Linked DNA regions of Homo sapiens: region 1 is linked to region 2. A link is an interaction called in ENCODE POLR2A ChIA-PET data of the cell type or tissue named here. Cell type or tissue: Panc1. All regions are shown on one strand. Links, peaks and the distances in the headings refer to the core of each region. The heading gives the core; the rest is flanking DNA.

The links. Peaks named below come from ENCODE experiments on the same cell type or tissue, not always from the same donor. Only the 100,000 strongest peaks of a DNase experiment are listed, where the experiment ranks them.
Region 1: POLR2A ChIA-PET joins it to region 2 with 5 read pairs; 2 of 35 experiments call an interaction of 5 or more read pairs at or near these places.

What each region holds. Positions count from the first base shown.
Region 1 is chr1:9,343,499-9,347,026 of GRCh38, forward strand. The region is part of intron 1 of SPSB1 (splA/ryanodine receptor domain and SOCS box containing 1); the gene reads left to right. Among named protein-coding and RNA genes, the nearest start is that of SPSB1, 52 kb to the left of the region's middle. In Panc1, for the core only: no CTCF peak of the experiment used is centred there; no DNase peak of the experiment used is centred there; H3K27ac peaks cover 1,037 bases.
Region 2 is chr1:9,568,351-9,573,126 of GRCh38, forward strand. SLC25A33 (solute carrier family 25 member 33) reads left to right here. Exons shown (of 7, transcript NM_032315.3): 4 at 1,908-2,008. Among named protein-coding and RNA genes, the nearest start is that of TMEM201, 18 kb to the right of the region's middle. In Panc1, for the core only: no CTCF peak of the experiment used is centred there; no DNase peak of the experiment used is centred there.

The DNA.
Region 1 (3,528 bases), core at 324-2,823, 230 kb before region 2:
CATGCATCCATTGATGGACATTTGGGCTCATCCATTTATGTTTTTGCAACAATAACAAGACAACAGTAAAGAAGTTTAAAAGGCAGGGAATTCATAAGCTCATCACTCTAAACACAGCGACATTTTCATTTCTCCGGGCTCCTTTCTACCTCTTTCCTGAGTATGCCGATACAGTTTTTTCTAGGTTTTAGTCTCACGGCAGATGCAGTTGTGACCTTTTTTTCACTTGACATGGGAAACCTTTTCCCTTGTGCTCTTGTACAGAGATCCTTCCCATTAGCAGGTTTTTTGTTTTTTATTTTTTTGAGACAGAGTCTCGCTCTGTTGCCTAGGCTGGAGTGCAGTGGCGCGATCTCGGCTCACTGAAAGCTCCGCCTCCTGGGTTCATGCCATTCTCCTGCCTCAGCCTCCCAAGTAGCTGGGACTAGAGGCGCCTGCCACCACGCCTGGCTAATTTTTTGTATTTTTAAAAGTAGAGATGGGGTTTCACCGTGTTAGCCAGGATGGTCTCGATCTCCTGACCTTGTGATCCGCCCACCTCGGCCTCCCAAAGTGCTGGGATTACAGGCGTGAGCCACCGCACCTGGCCAAGATAAGTTTTTAAAAATTATGGTACAAGTGTAATCCTGATGGTTTTCATTTAATAGGGATCTGAGATTCTAAACTGTTGAGCCATAATTCCTTGAAACCAGTGGTTCTCAATCTCTGGCCTCATCCTAGTTCCCTGGAGGGCTCATTAGAATGCAGGCTGCCCCGTGGAGTTTCTGATTCAGAAAGTCTAACGGGATCAGGAATTTGCATCTCTGAGTTCCCAGGTGACGCTGACTGATGTTGCTGGTTGGGACCCCACTTTGAGAACCACTCCTGTAAAACAGGGCCTTTCCATCTGCCTTTCCTCACCGCCAGACAGAGGGAGGCCTGTGGGTCTCGTGACGGGACCGAGCAACTTGGGTCACCCCTGTGAGTTGTAGGGCCAGCACCTGCCATGGCATTCCCTGGCTGAGCGCTCTCCTGCACTTGGCATTCACGATTCCAAGCTATCAGGTGTCCCCTGATAGCCTCAGGTGTTGAGAGGCGGCAGGAGGAGGGCAGGGAGCAGCATGTATGAAGCTCTTACTTTGTGCCTGGAGCTTTATTAGGCAATTCTATGGTGACATCATGAACGCTGCCCTTCTTATTCTTATTCCCCCAGGTGGTTTGAGGGCAGCCACCTGGGCCTCAGGGGGCGGATGAGTGGATGCCCGGCCCCCTGACTGTCACGTAGGCTGGGTGGTGGCCCCTGAAATCTCTCTGGGTTGATGCTTCCTGAGTCCTCAGATCCCTTCCCCGGTCCTTTCCTGGTCAGCCTGCTGCTCATTATCCCTGGAGGGACATGAGGGTGACCCAAGGACCACTCCCAGAGGTGACCTTTGCCAGCTGGCACATCCCATGGAGAGAGGTCAGAGTGTCACTGGCTCCCATTCAGGCCTTGGCACCCTGAAAGCCTGGGTTTGGTCGGATCCCCTATGTCCAAGAGACTGCCTTGTTGGGGGAAAGTGGCAGACTTTGGATGCACTCCAGCCTCTTCCTCTCAGGCCAGGCAGCCCTGAACTCTGGAGTCCCACAGGAGGCTAGGCTGGAGCGAGGCCCTTCCAGAGAACCAGCTTCTCTGCAGAGCCTCCTCCTGGGAGTCACTGGGCCCACCTGATCCACCCTGCCTCAAGCCCCCGTCTCCTGCCTTCTGGGGAGCTGCTGGGGGTTGGAGGGCAAAGAGCACCAGCGTCTCTGAGCCTGTCCCCGTGGGTACCCTGTTGGTGGCTCTTTTCTTGGAGATGGCCGTGGGGCTGCTTTTGGGCCTGCCTTTCTGCTTCCACTCTTTGGGGGCGCCCCACCTCCTGTGTGAACCAGATGGGCCCAGTGTGTTACCCGCCGAGGCTAGGCAGTGTCGGTGGTCCATAGTCCACGTTTTATTCCTCTTGCCGTGGGAGGGCATGTCTGCTGCTGTCTGGGTCACCTTTTGGGAAGGTTGCTGTGTGTCCCTGGGGTCCCTCAAGAACTGGCTTCTCGTCTGCATCAGGCACAGTCCGTTGTCCTCGCCACCCTGACTAAGCTACAGCTGCGATATATTGTAATTTTCAGTCTGTTTGACTATCATGCTGGTTTCCCAGGCCATGGCTCCACTGATTCGAGCCCTCTGAAAGTGCTGTGAGTCATCTGGGCCCTTCCATAGGTGTTTACAGCAGGTGCATTTTGGGTCTTTTGAGGTCAGGGACTAGAGCTCTGGACCGTGTGGGATTTTCTCTCCAAAATCACTTGTCAGAACTTTCCAGAAGGATCCTGTTCTTTTTTGTTGATTCTAGGGGCACAGACTTATTTTTATATCCCTCCTTGAGGGGTCCCTCCTCAAGTTGGCAGTTGGCAGGGTGAGGGGTGGAGGGTGGTAACCACGTGTCACAAGCCCTGCTGGTGGTGGCCCCTTTGCCAGGGGCTCCATGGCCCAGCCAGCACGGAGCATGCCCCGAGCCCTTCCACCACCAAGAGTGTCCCTGCCACTCATGCTCAGGATGCTGGAGGGAGCACAGAACCCCAGTGAGCGGGCAGAGCCCAGGCAGCGGCTGAGCCAGGCTGCAGAGATTGATTCTGATAAAATAGCAGATTGCTCGGGGCATGTTTCTCTTGCAAAATCCTGGGCTGCCACCACTGATGTGTGAGACGGGGCGGCAGAGGGAGGGAACTTACGTGATCTTCAGGTGAAAGGAGGCTTTATAAATAGGTCACCTTGTTCCACATCCTGAATTTCATTCTTTCCCCATCTTGGGGCAAAACAATGGTTTTACTGTTCTGGGGTCAGTCGGACACACTGTGGAGGAACTGGGTGTAAGGAGGTGGGTGAGTGTCTGCCACTCGCTGGTGACAGACCCACCTCTGTGCATCCTTTACCTGCCCTTTCTGTCTGTCTGTCCCCAGTCGCTTTGGCTACATCCCCAAAAGAGGGTGTAGCCGTTCCTTCAACAGACCTCTTCCTAAAACACCACCACAAACAGGTAATTTTTAGAGGAAGCAAGGCTCGGGAACAATTGATCTGAAAGCATTTTGGGGGAAGGTGGGGTCTGCAGGGTTGTGGCTTTAATTGAAACACCATCGGGGGGTTGCCGGCAGGTGCTGTGCAGTCTGGCCTGTCTCAGCCTCCCCCAGGGTCTGCTCTCAGTGCCTCATTCCTCCTCACCTCCTCCTCTTCCCTGGCGTTGGTCTATCAGGGGTGGAACAGCCACCGGTGTTTCTGATGGGGCCACCTCACCTGGCCTTTGCCACATGCAGAGCTGCTGTGCAGCTGCCACCTGGCTGGGTATGGGGACGGACCAGCTGTTCTCTTCTTGTGTTCTGGGTCAGTAGAGAGAGACAGCCGCCCCATTTTTACGGGGCTAATTAAAATCTGTAATTTTGAAACAGTATAATCGGAAGTCTTGGGATAGATCACTGTAGAAATAATGTCCCTCTTCGGGATGGCCCCAAAGCTTCCCCAGGATTCTCATCCTTTATTTAAATACC
Region 2 (4,776 bases), core at 1,287-3,786:
GAATTGCTTGAACCCAGTGGGAGGCAGAGGTTGCAGTGAGCTGAGATCATGCCGCTTCACTGCAGCCTGGGTGAAAGAGTGAAACTCCATCTCAAAAAGAAAAAACAAAACAAAACAAAAAAACTTCTTCCAGAAAGGACCTCCTGAGAAGGGAACTGGGTGGCAGGGCAGGACACTTAACTTGTCATACTCCAAGAGACTTGAAAGAAAATGAAGTCTGGCCGGGTGCGGTGGCTCACGCCTGTAATCCCAGCACTTTGGGAGGCCGAGGCCGGGGGATCACGGGGTCAGGAGATCGAGACCATCCTGGCTAACGCGGTGAAACCCCGTCTCTACTAAAAATACAAAAAACTAGCCGGGCGTGATGGCTGGCACCTGTAGTCCCAACTACTCAGGAGGCTAAGGCAGGAGAATGGCATGAACCCGGGAGGCGGAGCTTGCAGTGAGCTGAGATCGCTGCACTCCAGCCTGGGCGACAGAGCGAGACTCTGTCTCAAAAAAAAAAAGAGAAAATGAAGTCTTACAACAAAAATGAGAATGTTGTCTTATATAGGGTGAAGACCAAAAGCTTATAGAATTCTTCCAGATCAGTGCTCCAATTTAAACATAAATCGGCTGGGCGCAGTAGCCCACACCTATAATCCCTGCACTTTGGGAGGCCGAGGCAGGCGGATTACTTGAGGTCAGGAGTTTGAGACCAGCATGGCCAACATAGTGAAACCCCATCTCTACAAAAATACAAAAATTAGCCAGGCGTGGTGACATGCATCTGTAATCCCAGCTGCTCGGGAGGCTGAGGCAGGAGAATGGCTTGAACCCAGGAGGTGGAGGTTGCAGTGAGCCCAGGTCACGCCACTGCACTCCAGCCTGGGTGACAGAGCGAGAACTCCATCTCAAAAAAAAAAAAAACACAGATCACCTGGGGATGTTATGAAAAGGCAGACTTTTTTACTGCTTTTGTTCCTTTAGAATTTTGTAGCAAGTATGTGTGATGTATTTAAAGACAGAAAGTACTAGTCTGTGAGATGATCTGGGGTGTGCCTTATTCATAGATGGGAAACCTACTGCCCATCTGTAGTAAATAAAGTGAGAAGAGCCCTCGCTGCTCACAGGCAATGCTCCTACAGTGTAACCCTGGTAACCTGATGCAGATTCCTGACTGCCTCACCCATTAGGGGAAATGGAAGACTTTTAAAACACAACAATGATAAGTAGTTAAGATCCTAAACTGCAAAATATATTCTATGATTGATTCATTGACCAGCAGAAGAAAGAAACATTTTCCCTGCATTGCTGGTGAAAGAGCAGGAAAAATCCCAAGTAGCTCCTATTTCCCAGCCCCAACAAGAGGGAAGACAGCAGGGGGAAAAGTGAAGAGAAAACAAGGGTGACGGGACCACTTTGCGGTAGTCAAGGCAGGGGGTGGCGGAAGGGCCCTTTATGAAAACACAGGTATGATATGATGGCTGTTCCTGTGTGTTCCCGAGTCACCCAAAAACAGTTCAAATTATGTTTGACATTCTCATTTTGGCACAGGGTGAAAAAGTGTGGTCTATTCTAGAAACAAAAAAAAAAATTAAAACTTCCAATGTGTTGAAGCTTAAAGGATTAGCATTTATCCAGAACGAAGAATGTAAAAGGACTTTGTAGATGTCTTCCCCAAATCTCACTTTCCTCAATTATTTTTGAACACCTCTGTCACCACTAAATCATTTCTGGAGGGACACACAGGAGCTTCCTGAACGTGCCTGTGGCAGGTTTTGGTTTTAGCACAGGCGAGGACAAGCTTTTTAGTACATGGCAGCATCTTTCCCATTTTATTTTCCGAAAATTTTTCAGGTGTTCTGGAGGGACGTATAAAGTTGCACTGTGATGATTTCTTTATAATGTTCTCTTTGTTCTAACAGGGCTGTATACTTTGCATGTTACTCCAAAGCCAAAGAGCAATTTAATGGCATTTTCGTGCCTAACAGCAATATTGTGCATATTTTCTCAGCTGGCTCTGCAGGTATGTTACCCTAGTGAGTGAAGAGAGGGTCTCTCTCTCACTTTTCTAAAGCATGCATTGTGCCAGTTTTTCCAGGAATTAGAAATTAGCTCCTTGCTTCCTTTGCACCTAAAATTGTTTTTCTAAAGCTTTATGTTACAACCAATAGGAGAGTGAGAGCGGTTTGTAGCTTGATTTTATTTTCCTTGACCACTAAAGCTCTTTATTTGCCCTCAAAATGTACATGTTCTATGCATGCTACTGGTATTTTGTTCTTCTAAAGGAATATTCATAGGTTTTTCATGTCTTCTGTTTGCCCATCAAATGATATAGATAGATAGATATAGATAGATAGATAGATATAGTTTTTTTTTTTTTTTTTTTTTTTGAGACAGAGTCTCACTCTGTCACCCAGGCTGGACTGGAGTGCAGTGGTGCAATCTCGGCTCACTGCAGCCTCCTCCTCCCAAGTTAAAGTGGTTCTTGTGCCTCAGCCTCCTGAGTAGCTGAGATTACAAGTATTTGCCACCATGCCTGGCTAATTTTTGCATTTTTAGTAGAGACGAGGTTTCACCACATTGCCCGGGCTGATCTCAAACTCCTGACCTCAAGTGATCCACCCTCCTCGGCCTCCCAGAGTGCTGGGATTACAGGCATGAGCCACTGCGCCCAGCCCCATCAGATGATTTTCTAAAATTAGAGTTTCTTTCTTCAGATTCCCCACAGGGTCCCACACACCCTGTGTACAATTGGCACTCCTGTCCCCAACTATGGGTTATGCAATGAGGGTGTAGGGCTTGCAGTAGAGTTTCTAGTAGGGTCAGTGACAGCTCATAGGGCATCTGTTCTCTTTTGAGGGAACCATTCCACTTCCTACTGAAAAGCCATAGCGGGACTTCTTCCCCGGGATGTACTTGCAAAACATGAACGTGTAGATTTCTGAGAGAAGGGAAGGCTTTTTTGTTTGTTTGTTTTTGAGACAGAGTCACTCTGTCGCCCAGGCTGGAGTGCAATGGCGCAATCTCGGCTCACTGCAACCTCCGCCTCCTGGGCTCAAGGGATTCTCCTGTCTCAGCCTCCCGAGTAGTTGGGACTATAGGCACGTGTCACCACACCCAGCCAATTTTTTGTATTTTTAGTAGAGGCAGGGTTTCACCGTGTTAGCCAGGATAGTCTCGATCTGCCTGCCTCGGCCTCCCAAAGTGTTGGGATTACAGGCGTGAGCCACCCCACCCGGCCGAGAAGGCTCTTTTGTATAGAGTTCTATGTTCATTTAAACAGAAGGGTTTTTTTTTTTTAATTGGTATTGTTTTGTTTTGATACAGGGTCTGGCTGTGTCACCTAGGCTGGAGTGCAGTGGCATGATCTCAGCTCCCTGCAACCCCCACCTCCTGGGCTCAAGCCATCCCTCCTGCCTCAGCCTCCTGAGTAGCTGGAACTATAGCTGCATGCCACCATGCCCAGCTAATTTTTTTGTATTTTTTGTAGAAATGGAGTTTAACCATGTTGCCCAAGCTCGTCTCGAACTACTGAACTCAAGTAATTCACCTGCCTTAGCCTCCTAGAGTGCTGGGATCGCAGGCATAAGCCACCACGCCGAGCCTAGAAAGATATTTTAGAGAACTTAAATTGGCATTTTACGAAAAATTTGCATCTCCTACCAGTCTGTAAGATGTACACACCAGTTTTGTCTGCCGTTGTTACTCCAAATACAAGTATGACCAACCTGTCTGAATATTTATAGCTAATTATTTCTAGACCCTGAATAGAAAATCTTAAAGTTGCTTTATACAAGGAAGCCATTTCTATGTGATACAGAGCTCTGAGGAGGAAAGGCAGAGTTCCAAAACAGGTAGCCCTTTACTTAAAGATAGGCCAGTAGTGAGTTAGCATAAGCTAACAACTATTAATCTGTTTTGTAACTTTTGCAAAGTTAACTTAGAACCCTTGATAAATAAAGCAGACCTCAAGGAAGTTCTTAAAACCAGTGTCAGCCGGGCTTGGTGGCTCACGCCTGTAATCCCAGCACTTTGGGAGGCCGAGGCGAGCGGATCACGAGGTCAGGAGATCGAGACCATCCTGGCTAACACGGTGAAACCCTGTCTCTACTAAAAATACAAAAAAAAAAAAATTAGCCAGGCGCGGTGGCGGGCACCTGTAGTCCCAGCTGCTCGGGAGGCTGAGTCAGGTGAATGGCGTCAACCCGGGAGGCGGAGCTTGCAGTGAGCCGAGATCGCGCCACTGCACTCCAGCCTGCGACAGAGCAAGACTCCCATCTCAAAAAAAAAGAAAAAACCAGTGTCTTCCTAGTATCAAATTAATCTGCTTCCACAGCACTATAGAGGGTGTGAGGTATTACAGAAGAGATACTGTATGTCAGACTGATACCATGGTGTTGCTTTTTTTGGTTGTCCTAGAATGATTCACAGTGTTAGGTGAGGGAGGTTTGGCTGGGTGTGTTGGCTCATGCTTGTAATCCCAGCATTGTGGGAGGCTGAGGCTGGAGGATCCCTTGAGCCCAGGAATTGAGACTAGCCTGAGCAACAAGGGAGACCCGTCTCTACAAAAAAAAAAAAAAAAATTTTTTTAAAGAGATGGAGAAGGCATACTCACCAAATGGTTATCATATAACCAAATAAGCAGATCAGTCTTAAAAGTTAAATTATTTCTGGATCTGAGGCTTATAAATTGAGGTTTAGGACAGTTACAATTTTCAGTAGGAATCACATTAACACAGATATCAACACCACCACCTACAGGTTGAAAAGACTAGAAGGGATTCTAGAAAA